Regions from separate parts of the Homo sapiens genome. Here regions 1 and 3 are each linked to region 2. A link is a contact called in ENCODE Hi-C or POLR2A ChIA-PET data. All regions are on one chromosome and are shown on one strand. The core of a region is the stretch at or near the end of the contact, and the rest is flanking DNA. Distances in the headings are between cores, read along the strand shown.

Region 1 (4,396 bases), core at 673-3,172, 170 kb before region 2:
ACATTTTTGTGCCTCTATAGCCATATGTCCATCTTGGGGAGGAAAAACTGAAAATAAACGATGATTACTTTTCAGTATTCTGTGGAAATCTTACTTCTCTTTTTAGTTAATTTTTCAGTGGATAGGCTCCCTACCTGCCAGCCCTAAATTCTTATTTATTCCTGAAACTCTGGTTTTTTTCTTTTTTCTTTTTTTTTTTTAAAGTATTCTGAAACTGTTTTCTGACCATGCTTCATATATTGAAGTAGATTTTTTTCACAGAAGGGTAAAGGAAGTGCATTATGTTTCATATGTAGATGCTTTTCAAGAACACACAGCTTCTCATCATTCATTTTAACAGTGGACAATTTTGGTGCCTGTTTATGGAGATTCCTTGGGAATTATCAGCTGATAGAAAATTTCTGAAGAGAGATAGAAAATCTAATCTATTTGGATGTCTTGTTAAATGGAGCTTTTTGAGTATAAGGGTTTCTGAAGAAATATAGGCTGTCAGAGCTGATAGAGTTTAGAGAGTCTCTGTGTACCATTCTTTATAAATAAAGACAGCCAAAAGCCCAGAGAAGTGAGGTGCTTGATGTTAAGATTTAGTTAGTGGCCCCCTACTGGTCTCTGAGCTGCCCATCACTCTACCTTGACTAATAGTGATAACTGATGTTTCTGGCAACAAATCCAAGGTACAAGTTTTCCAGGGTCTTCAAAGGAAAGCTACATTATATTAAAGTTCATGCTGAATATCTTTTATTGTGTTCTGATAGTTTGAAAATTGGTTATTTTTGTACTGTTGTAAAACTATAGTGCTTAACTGGAAACCCCAGCATTAACCCAGCCTTTGCCAGCGTTTCCCTTCTATAGGATGAGAAAGTTGTTGAAGAGTGAGGAAAAAAGATGGTATCTTGTCCTTAACAAAAGGTCTACGTGGATGAAAGGAGAAACTGACACTTATTGTTAGGGAAATGGTAATGCTTACATGATGATCTAATCTGGGTTTGAGTTTCGTTTTTGAAGTCACCAGTTTTTATTTTGGTGTTTTTCAGATATTCTTATAGCCTTCCTGGGGAGATTTATTTTTTGGAGACATCGCTCACATTGTTTACTCCTCTAGGTTAAATGTACTAGGCCATCTGTTGTTAATTTTGTAGTTGTATTAAATTCCATCCTTTGGCTGGATTTTAAGCACCAAAAGCAAACTTAGACAGAAGCAGGAGCATTTGCAAATTACATAGCTTTGAGCCTAAATGGTGGTTTTTATAAGTGCAGTTTTCAAATGGGCTGAGATTCTATTTTGAGTTTTGGGATCAGTAATTTAAACACAGGGACCTCTACGAGTTCTCTGGAAAAGCCCATTTTGAGACCCTGAACAGTTGTTATGCCAAAGCAAGCTCTTGGGGTAAGGTTGGCAGTGATGCTGCTGATAAATTACTTTTAAGATGCTTGGGGCTGAAGGACAATGATTTTGTAATAGTGTTTTAAGTTCTCAGGCTGACCTATGAAATCTGGAAGTGCTCATCTGAAAGGCCAGTATTCTTTCTGACAGGCACAGGAAAAACTCGTCCCCTGCTTGATCCTCATGCAAGCATTTCTTGGAGGAAGCCAGGCCTGTGGGTCTTGGGGGCCAGAACAGAGACACTGAGAGCAACACTACTGGCATTTTGAATTTCTGCTGAGGCTGCAAAAACATTTCAAGGGAAATCTGAAGTTATCCCTTCACTGTCTACAGCCTCTTGAATTGACTTCTGGGTGTTACAGATGGGACCAGCGTGTGTAAAAGCAGAATTTATATTCTATTTGGATATCAGAATCAAGTTTCTCTTTTTAAAATAATTTTATGGTAAGTCGTGGTTTCTCTGATATGATTTCTGTTGTGAGCGGAACAAAAATCATGGCGAAATGGTGTTATTACTTAACCAAATTGCCTCGTGTACAGACAGGCTGAACTGGTGCTTTGCCTAGAGTTGGCCTGGAGTTTTCAGAAACTCAATTGTGGCCTTTATAAGGCTGTGCCTGGGGTTGTATTTCCAATCTCTCTCAACTTTTGTTCTTGTGGAAGGGAGGAAGTAGAGCTGTGACAGATATATTGCCAGATAGCACACAATAGCACACAAAACGAGAAAGACACGGCGTGAGCCATTCATGGAGACAGATTTACGCTCTGTGCTGCCCTCAAACCATAGATCCATCTATTTCAGAGAAACAACTTGCCCACTGTATTATATTTCAGACAGGGACATGGCTTAGAAGAGAGATGCTGACTCCTTCTGTTTAGCTTTTGCCGATAATGCTGCACGTTTTGCTGTAGAATTACTTTTGTGGGGATGGGAAAGTATGTTTGGCAAAGGAAGGCCTGTCTCTAGATTGGAAGTGGAAGAAGGGAGATATCAGGAGAGTAATTGGCCATGCTGTCGCCATAGTGAAGTATATGTGTATATTTTTGCTGGGTTTTGTTTCCAGCCAACTATATTATCAGGTGTTGGATTTTTTAAACTTACTTCACAATAAGAAAAACAAAGCTAGAGAGATTGTGACTGGCCAAGGCCAGAATGTTTGGCATTCGTAGTTTCTCTTTAGTTCTCTCTGTAGGACCATTTCCTGGAGTTACAGAAGAATTGACCAGTGTGTCAGTGTCTTTCATGTACATTAATGGGCGATAGTATTGGTAGTGGTTAATATAATAGCATGGGTTCTGGAACCAGTCTGCCAGGATTTACATTCAGGCTCAACAATGCCTTAGCTACATGCCTCAGTTATCTTACCTATAAAATGGGGATTCCAGGTCTTACCTTATAAGGCAGCTCTGAGAATTGTTTAGTTAATATTGAGGCAGTTATAACTAAGTGTTCAGTAAACTTAGCTATTGCATTTTAAAATTTGTGTTGATTTTATGGAAATAAATGATGATGTGTGATACCTGGTAGATTGTTCGGCAGACATTTCAAATGTAAAAAAATAACTCTGTCTGCATTGAAATCTTTCTAGATTGATAGTTTTAAATAATGAAAAAAATACTTCTGGGAATGATCTACATTTGGAAGAAATCAGGAAAGAGAAGACTGTGTGTACTTTTGCATTTCTATGTTTTGGGCTTGTAAGATATGTGATTGTATATTTCATGTCAGTAATAATTTATTTTGGGGAGTAGAAGCAAATGTCAGTTACATACATCATCTATGGAATAGATTTTTAGTTTTATTTATTTTAACTGGATGAAATGGTTGAGTGTTGCCTTACTTGGTTGAATTTAGACATTTGAGAAAATTTTTTTTTAACTTTTGTGACACACAAGGACCTTTGAATGAAATCAGTCCCCTTTTCTTCCTTTAAAAAAACTTATAAGAATTACCATTTCTTGACTAAACAGTTGTTTTCTTTTAACATTATATACTTGTCTCTACATAGATACTACATTTTTTAGTTAGATGTGTTTTGGAAGAGCATTGACTTTTTTTCCTGTTACATTGGAAAAATTTAATGGCACGTGTATGTTATTCTTATCATGAAGTGGGTTTAGGCATGCTGCCTTATACTAAATAGAAATCCTATAGTAGTTGTTTTTCAGAAGTAATCCATTGATTCAAGTCATTCATTGATTCATTTATGAATACTTAAGTATGGTTACATAGGTAGGGATTGTCAGAATTGGCTTTTGAGCATTTTGTTTAGCAGTTATAATCCAGGTGGCAAATATACTGTCTGATTCAATTACTTGCATGAAATCACTTTAAACAGCTACTTAAGATGAGTTGTCCCTAGGCCTGTCTTTATCTACTTATTGTGCATGTGTGCTAGCATACACGCATTATCATTGTTGTTTTTTATTGTGTTAAAAAAATATTACAAAGTGTACCATCTTAACCATTTTAAAGTGTAGATACTTCAGTAGTGTTAAGTATAGTCATTTCATTGTGAAACAGAGCTCCAGAAATTTTTCATCTTGTGAATATGAAACTCTATACCCCTTAAACAACAACTCCCCTCCCTTGTTCCCTCCAGCCCCTGGTAAGCACCATTCTCATTTCTCTTTCTATGAATCTGAGTATTTTATTTTATTTTTTATTTTTTGAGACGGGCTCTCTGTGTTGCTCAGGCTGGAGTGCAGTGGTATGGTTTCGGCTCACTGCAGCATCCATCCCCCAGGTTCAAGTGATTCTCCTGCCTCACCCTCCTGAGTAGCTGGGATTACGGGCTCGCGCCACCATACCCAGCTAATTTTTGTATTTTTAGTAGAGACAGGGTTTCACCATATTGGCCAGGCTGGCCTTGAACTCCTGACCTCAAGTAATCCGCCAGCCTCAGCCTCCCAAAGTGCTGGGATTACAGGCATGAACCACCACACCCAGCTGAATTTGAGTATTTTAGATACCTCATCTAAATGGAATTACATAGTATTTGTCTTTTTGTG
Region 2 (4,255 bases), core at 107-2,606:
CATCTGAAGTCTCCTGTAGCTTATTCTGATGTTATGAAGTAAGTGACTAAATTTTGATCACAGAAGTGTGTGACAGGGAAGTAGTGGGATATTCTTTGCCCCTCTTTGTGTCCTGTGATGCTGGTGGAAATTTCAAAGGAAGAGTTTCAAAAGTAGTTTACTTTGTTCAAACTCTCTAGCCCTAAACCATCAGTGACACCAGTGAGTGTTTCTTATTTTACCTATTTGGGTGTGTTAGATGTATTTTCACTGGGACTATTCTTTTGGTCAGAGAGCCTAAAGTTAAGTGTTTGAGCTTCTGGTCCTGTGATCTCAGCAACTGGACTTGATTCAGGTGCTTTGACTCAAGGGCACAGTGGTAGCATCACCAAAAATAGATGAATGGCAGCAGATCCCTAATGGCTGGCTCTCTGCTGGTTGCCCGTCTCAGCTCAGGACTTCCGAGAGGTATAAAACCTCACTGATAGCCAGGCATAATGGCTAGGGTTTACTCAGAGATGCTGGGGGCTTGAGTGTAGTATTGCTCTGTTGTAGGCTGATAATGGAGTATGTGCCAGGTGGGGGCAGGATGGTATCCAGGCAGTGTGGGCAAAGGGCTGCAGTTAGTCCCTTGTTACACTCAGTGACAGGTGACTCTGAGCTGTCTGGAAGTAAGATAAAGTGATTCAAGGATAGGATCCATACCTGAAAGAGAGGTATTCAGAATAGCATTTGAAGTCAGGTAGACTTCAGCTCTTCCAATGGACCTGCAAGAGGTGGTCAGGAAATATCTCATAGATGAATTAAAGAAGTGTTACATGAAAATGTAAAGGGGCAAACCAAATAAAATGGGTTCATTAGGTCCCAGGACTAGTGGAGGGGCATTCATGTTGGAATGGAGAGTAGTGAGAATTGGGGAGGGGTTGCATAGGGGCTTGTTCTTAGGGCAGAGTTTTTCAACAACAGGTATATATAAGAGGTCAAAATTTAGGAAGTCTGTTAGAGAAGATTATAAACTCCATGAGGACAGGAGACATGTCTGCATTGTTCAACACTGGATACTTGATATAATGCCTGGAAAATAGTAGATGTGCAGTATAAATTTCCGTTGAATGAGTAAAAATGTTAAGTGGCGAATAAAGGAATGCATGGGGATGATACAGACAAAGCAGTAATCTGTGGTGGTTGATGGCTGACCTGGTTGTAGAGTACCAGGGGGAATGTGAATATTTTAGATTTCCTCAGAGGCTAGTTTCTGAGATGTTTTGTTTACCAGTGTGGTAACCTTCTCATGGCCCTAGCTCAAATGGTAATCAACTAGTCTTTGCAGCACAACTGTGAGGTAAACATGCTGTGTCCATTTTAGAGAAGAGGAAACTGAGATTCAGAGAGATGAAGGAATTTGCATGAAGGTCCACAACTAAGAAGATAAGATGTGAAACTAGATATTTCAGCTCTTGAATACAATCTTCTTTTTACTTGAGCGCTCAATGCTGGGGACAGTTCTGCTTTTCAAGTGGCCTGATAAATAGTATCTTTGTATCATGTGAGAGTTATTAAGACTGTGATAGAAATAAATAAGGAAAAATTCACATACCAGCCAATCCTCGTTACTCTGCTTATTCCCCTATTCATCATTTGGCTGATTGAATACTGAAGATGATAAAGCTGAATCGGTAGAGCAATGTGTGATTAAAAAAAAATCTGCTATTCCACTTAATGGGCTACAGTTATTAGAAAGAAATAGAAACCCCAGTTAATGTTAGTATGGGCTACTTATTTAGGAAAGGAGATTTTTAAATGAAATAAGCCTTTCCTTTTTATTATATTGCTGGAGACAGTTTTCATTTTTGCCCACCTGGTACTTAAATGGTTATTGCTATAAGGAAACCAGTCTTACTGATAACCGAATGAAATAAATTAAACAGACACATGCAAACAAATCCAAAATGTGCCTGAGAAAGATGTGGTCTTCTAGCTTTCAGTCATTCAGTGAGACATTTGGCAGAGATGGGTGCAGCAGATAAAACTGTCATGGTTTTCAGAAGTCATTCCAAGACACCAGAGAGGAAACATGACAGACACTGGAAAGAGACCCTCTTTCAGATATGAGTAATATATATTTTATACTCATATTAATATTTCATTGGAGAGAAGGTCAAAATCTACATTTAAATGGAAATATTTAAAAAGCAGAAGCATAATATTTGACTAAGTGAAACACTCAGGGTTTTTCAAGAACACAAGCTGCACCCCTGGGACCTCAGCTCTCTAGATCTGTTGTTTCTTAGAGCACGGTAGAATGTTTGAATTCCTTTAGTTTTATCGGTAGATCTTAGCCCTGGCATTTAGGAATCTTAATCCCTCTACTCCCCTTCCATTTGACCCCGAATTGTGTTACATACTACCTAACAGTGTGTTCAGTGCACAGTATGGCCTCTCTCAGTCCTATAAAATTATTTAAATTTCTAAAAATTCATTTTTCTGGTCCTGTGAAATGGACATAATAGGATTGTGGAGATGGACATAAATAAGATGCTTTCAATTATGAGTAATGGAAAACCCATCTAACAAAGTATGGTGGCAAGAAGATGGGAATAGGAGGCCCAGGGTTTATTCAGAGGCTGTGTTCATCCTTCGTTTCCCTCTGCTATTCAAAGTGTGTTAGAATTCACCTTCAGGCTTCTGACCTCATGATTATAAGATGGCTGCCATTGTTTCAGAATAATTTCTTCATGGCATCTAAAACAAGAAGATGGGATGCCAGGAGCAAAAGAATCTTCCTGGTACCTTTTTCCTCCTTTTTATCAGAGAAGATGATTTTTCCTCAAAGCCTACAGAAGACTTGCCTTTATGTCTCATTGACCAGACTTGGGTCACATTACCACTCCGTTATCCCTGCCCTCAAACTGGCAAAGAGAATCAAGAAGACCTTGATTGGCGTAGATCACTCATGCTTGATTTCCTGAGGCTCGTCTCATTGCCTCTCTCAGAAACTTGGGGCTCTATTTTTATTAGCTAAGAAGGGCAATGGTTATTGTCTGCCACAGTGATGCTCTTGTGTGAAGTAAAGGTGCATAAAATGCATGTCTTCCCTGGACTTTAGTGCATCCTTGGTTTGTAAGTGACTACGATTACATGAATCAGAAATAAATCAGGAAAAGGAAAGTTGGTAATTTTGGCCTATTCCTGCAGAAATCATAGCAGGGAGGGGAGTGTTTGTGAACGAAGGGAGGGTCCAGTTCTCTAAAGCTGTGCTGGTGAACTACCACTGCATAGGGTGGCCCTCTGCTGACCCTAGAGCAAGCTGGAGGTGAGACGAGTTTGTCAGGACATCCCAGATTCTTTCTTCTGTACTCTTTCCTCTTCTCTGTTTTCCACCAATCCAATCAAAGGCAGTGCTGATGTAGTCAGCACAACTCCTGGGATGCAGGTGCCTGGGGCTGCAATTCTGTTCTGACACTGACTGTGGACATTCTGGTTCTGGGCAGCCACTTGAGGTAACAATAATGATACACAGTTCCTGCTTTTAAGAGGTTCATGATGAGGAGCTTCACTGCTCCCCTGTTGCTTTATGACAGGATGAGGATTCAGACTAAATGACCACTTCCCTCTTTTCTCACTCTCAAGTTTTATGATTTCTTTCAAGTTTATTTGGGATTTTTTTTTTTTGGTCTGTGCCTTTTGTTAATATATTCTACATGCATTTTGCTTCTAGGCATATTGATATTCACAAAGTTTACCACTGACAGTTGTAGTCTGAGAGTGTACAGAAAAAAACGTAGTTGACCACTCTATGATTATTCTGGACTCTGTGACTCTCTTAATGCAAGCCAAGACCACATTAGCCTTTTTGGCAGTCTTATTACTTTGTGGCTTTTGTTGGGTTTGCAGTCATCCAGAATTTCTAAGAACAATATTTGGAAGGTGGCTTTGCAGAGACTTGAGCCACTGAACTTCTCTTGTCATGTGCTTCCTTTACTTCACTCCTTTCTTTAATATATGCCTGGCATTGGGCCCAGAATCCATAATACGATATTCATAATAAATACCAACATCTTTTGAGCACTCCCTATGTGTCGGGTGTTACACTAAGTGCTTTACAGGTATTGTTTCATTTAATCCCCACAGCAACTTTCTTCCCCTTTTTCTGGAGACAGAGTCTCCCTCTGTCGCCCAGGCTGGAGTGCAGTGGCACAATCTTGGCTCACTACAATCTCCACCTCTTGGGTTCAAGTAATTCTCATGCCTCAGCCTTCTGAGTAGCTGGGATTAC
Region 3 (4,129 bases), core at 1,174-3,673, 150 kb before region 2:
AGTTAGCGATAAAGCTGGAATTGCACCAGATTTGATTTCCATGACATTGCTTTAGCCTGGTGGTTCTCAAAGCATGGTTATTGGACCAGCAGCATCCCTTGGGAATTTGTTAGATATGCAAATTCATGAGATCCCCATTCCCTTATCAGAAATTTTAATACGCTGTGTAGGGTGATTCTAATGCCTGCTAAAACTTGGGAACCACTACTGTGGTCTTTACACTATTGGGCAGGGAGATGGGAGACTACAGGTAGATTTGCTGAATTTCATGGGCAACACTAGGTTTTCATTTTACCTTATTGTTCTGCCATTTAGATGTCTCCTCTTAAAACATTTTTACTTGCAGTGATGGCTTCCTTAGACTCGTGTGTGATTGTTGCTGGGGCAGTTAGGTGGAACTAATAGGTGTTGCTTGTTGATTCCCTGCTACCAAGTACTAGTTTTGAAATTTGAGTATTCATTAAAAACAAATAGGGATTTCTGTGTCTCACTCCTGGAAATTCTGACTCAGTGGGGGTAAGGATTAGGAATGTTTAATTTTTGAAAGCCCTGCAGGTAATTTTTTTTCTACTTTTTAAAAATTATAATTTTTATTTTCTTTACTGTTCTTTTAAGACATCCTGTTATAGCATCTGCAGGTGATTTTGATGCCCAGCCATGTTTGGGGAAAAAAGTTTGGGTTCTGAGTGAAAATAGAAAACGTAATGACATGGAAAGGAAGTCAGGGGATAAGAAAAGCTCTATGGCCAGCCATGGTGGCTCACACCTGTAATCCCAGCACTTTGGGAGGCTGAGATGGGCAGATGGCTTGGGCTCACGAGTTTGAGACCAGCCTAGGCAACATGGCAAAACCATGTTCCTATTCAGGAACAAAGAATAGATCACAAATTAAACTCTGTGGGTTTTCATAAGTGGAAAGTTGGCTTTCGTTGTTCTGTATTTGGGTGCTTAGTGGACAGGAGTTATCTAAAAGAAGTAATTATAGTTGTAATGCGGACCCTCAAAGTTGAAAGTAGATTGAAATCCATTATTTTACAAGGTGGCCTTACTATTTATAGTTTGACTGTAGGTATGGCAGTGAGAGATAAAATTACTTTTTCTAGCTTTGCAAAACGCCAAACGTCTTTGAAATTAAGAGTAAAAGGGGTTTAAAATATGTACTGCTTTATAAAGCAGGAAAACCCCACTGGAACATTTTGGGTGTTTACAGAAATGGGTATTCCATGGGAGAGAACGTGGTAACCTATGTTTTGTCATCATTTGTTTAATCACTGAAAATATATTAACAGGCCAGGCATGGTAGCTCATGCCTGTAATCCCAGCGCTTTGGCAGGCTGAGGTGGGAGGATTGCTTGAGCCCAGGAGTTTGAGATCAGCTTGGGAAACACAGTGAGACTCCATTTCTACAAAAAAAGAAAAAAGAAAAAAAAGTCACATGTGGTGGCACACCCCTGTGGTCCCAGCTACTTTGGAGGCTAAGGTGGGAGGATAGCTCGAGCCCCAGAGATCAAGGCCGCCGTGAACTGTGATCGCACCACTGCACTCCAGGCTGAGCAACAGATCAAGACTCTTGTATAAAAAAGAAAAAAAATTTTTTTAAAAATATAAATATAGATTAACAAAGTAACAGGGAATATAATATTTTCAGGTTGGTCATATAGAGGAAATACTATATTGTGTTATTCAGCTTAATAAAATATAAAACAAAAAAATTATTAACTGTTTGAAAAATTGTAGTCAGATATTTGATTAGGGGTAGGTCCTGATTTGGATGAATTTGAATCACATTCGACTAAATATTGTGCTTTTTAATACTCACTTTAAAAACAAAATTAATTGGGCAAATGTTCATATCCATTTTAAAAAACTATCCTCTTAAAACTAGATTGATAGTAGACATTAATAGGCTTGATGTTGTTTATAATATTTTGCTATATTTTAAGAGCATGCTTTTGTATATTTTCTGTTTTAGTGAAGCATTTTAAAAATGCCCCCCTCCCACAACTGCAGGAATAAATCTAACAGATTTTGACCAAAATTACTCTAATTTTGAATTTCTTGAAACTGGGTATGGAAACTAGACATTAAAAAAAATCTTTATTTTTAAGCACGGTTTCTTGGTCAGTAGCTTCTGTATTACGGGAGAACACAAGAAGGGGCCTTCTTGACACTCAAGAAATGCTCTTTTTCCATCTACAAATAGGAAGACACCCTTTGTGGTATTTTTGTTTTGTGGGCCCTGAATGAAAACGTATTATGATCAGTTTTAAAAATTGCTGCCCCTTTAATATCTGAATATATTCGTGGCTAGTGAAGCACATGCATCTGTCAGATCATGGGTGAGAATTCACTTTTCTTTTTGCGATTTCTCCAGCCACAAGGACAAATTTAGTTTTGCAGAGCAGTTTGACACCTCTAGAAGCCTGCGGTTAGCCTCGGTGCACCTCTAGCAGCTGCATAGGCTCAAGAGGACCTCTGTTCTTCCCTTTTTGGTTTGGTTACCTTACCCCTCCTCAGGGAAAGGCCAAGAGACTCAGCACTTCCTCCCCAAGTGAGTTTCCTTAGTAACGTCAGCCTTCTCTAATGCTGGCCAAGGGTGTCTTTGCTGGGCTGTTTTCCCTCCAAAATAGACTCACTGGGGTATAGAATTTTTTTTTTACGTGAAGGGTATAGAATTATTTTCAGAATAGCAGCAGGGTAATTAGGCTCATTGTTGACATGTCATTGAAGTCTCCATGTGACAAAATTGCTCCTCCCTCTTTGAGCACTCTGAATACTCTTACCCTCTTATCTCGATCTGCTCTTTAGAAATACCAGCAGATAATCTGGGAGAAGGCCACCATAGCCATGCACAGAGTGGGGAGAATGAGGAGATCTTTGCTGAATGTCTTTTAGTTGTTTGAGTTGGAGATAAATGCAGAATGACCTCCATTTTGCCCTAAGAACCTGACCTTCTTGTCACTTTGTGTAACATTAATTTTCTAATGTGTTCTGGTCAATTTGTAAAAAGATTTTTTTTCTAGTGTCTCAGCTGTTGGTTTGACTTTTGTATTTTCATTGGTAAAATATGTATGTCTTTGCTGTGAGCAGAGAGAAACAGATTAATAAAAACCACTGAACCAGCATTGCATATGTAATTAATTAACACCACCAGGAAAGCTGGTTCATGGTTGTGTGTAAACTTATTTCCAAACATCTAAAAAACGTTTAGAGTTATCTTATTCAGTTGTCTCACTTCTAAGGGATAGGTTAGGAAGCTGTAACGTATGTGTATGCACAGAAACTGTTGGACAATGATTCTCAAACTTTACTTTTCATTAAAATCGTCTGGAGGGCTTATTAAAATGTAGATTGCTAGACCTCATCCATAGTTTCTGATTCAGTATGCCTGGGTGGGGCCTTAAAATTTGCATTTCTCATGTGGCCCCAGGCATTGCTGATGCTACTAGTCCAAGGACCTTACTCTGAGAATCAGTTTTAGGATGTAGATCTTATGTTCCTCTTTGCCAAGGGCAAATGAACTGAATTGTATAGGCTTCCTTTTCTTTTACAAGAAGCATTGCCTCTTCTAAGTAGACATCCACCAAATATTTATGTACTGTATCCATGGTGCCATGCACTGAGCTAGGTGCACTGGGGATAAATAAAATGATCTCTGCCTTGGGGAACTCACAGTTGAGAGAGGATTAAATTAAGAAACCCACCAATCGTGATTCAATATGAGAAGTGCTGTGGTGATGTCAGGGGTAGGCTTTCTAGATTTGCTATGAGGTGCAGTCTGAGCTTTTTCTCAGACTGTCTTAGCTTTATACCTACAGAAATAAGTGAAAGAAAATGAATCTTCTGCAGCTTAGGATTTTGTTAGTGCTCAGATCAGTTTCCTCTCGTCCTTGACTTTGGGCATCCCAAGCTCTGTATTCAGACACTCCTGAACTGGCATTGTGAGCTCTCCACCCCAGCTTTTGTGGAAGAGTCCTTCCTCCATTTTTAAATTACAATTTCAGACACTGTCCACTGTGGCAGCAGGATTTGTAACAAGACCAAGTTAAGTGATCTTGGCTGAACTGATTTATGAGACAGCTTCAAAAATTCATGAGGTACCATGGGAACTTTCTGTAGTGGATCAGCA

The links. Hi-C counts contacts between places; a loop is a spot of excess contacts on that map. ChIA-PET counts read pairs that join two places held with the same protein, here RNA polymerase II (POLR2A). Pooled maps may share reads with other maps.
Region 1: a map with no recorded cell type shows a loop between it and region 2 (2.9-fold over the local background). The contact joins two enhancer-like sites. A Hi-C loop is called at or near these places in 5 of 37 single-sample maps with no recorded cell type and 2 of 50 pooled maps. POLR2A ChIA-PET finds 5 or more read pairs at or near these places in 2 of 52 experiments (Panc1 and activated T-cell).
Region 3: a loop to region 2 is called in a map with no recorded cell type, with 7 times the contacts of the local background. The contact joins two enhancer-like sites. A Hi-C loop is called at or near these places in 10 of 37 single-sample maps with no recorded cell type and 5 of 50 pooled maps. POLR2A ChIA-PET finds 5 or more read pairs at or near these places in 3 of 52 experiments (B cell, activated CD4-positive, alpha-beta T cell and activated T-cell).

Annotation. Positions count from the first base shown.
Region 1 is chr7:69,676,634-69,681,029 of GRCh38, forward strand. The region is part of intron 1 of AUTS2 (activator of transcription and developmental regulator AUTS2); the gene reads left to right. Among named protein-coding and RNA genes, the nearest start is that of AUTS2, 80 kb to the left of the region's middle. Within about 2 kb of position 1,923, at least 5 of the 41 ENCODE cell types and tissues checked have a DNase peak (open chromatin) inside an H3K27ac peak, as active enhancers do.
Region 2 is chr7:69,842,460-69,846,714 of GRCh38, forward strand. All of the region lies in intron 1 of AUTS2 (activator of transcription and developmental regulator AUTS2), which reads left to right. Among named protein-coding and RNA genes, the nearest start is that of AUTS2, 250 kb to the left of the region's middle. RefSeq lists an enhancer at 1,456-1,565. Within about 2 kb of position 1,357, at least 3 of the 41 ENCODE cell types and tissues checked have a DNase peak (open chromatin) inside an H3K27ac peak, as active enhancers do.
Region 3 is chr7:69,693,753-69,697,881 of GRCh38, forward strand. The region is part of intron 1 of AUTS2 (activator of transcription and developmental regulator AUTS2); the gene reads left to right. Among named protein-coding and RNA genes, the nearest start is that of AUTS2, 97 kb to the left of the region's middle. RefSeq lists an enhancer at 3,451-3,500. Within about 2 kb of position 2,424, at least 4 of the 41 ENCODE cell types and tissues checked have a DNase peak (open chromatin) inside an H3K27ac peak, as active enhancers do.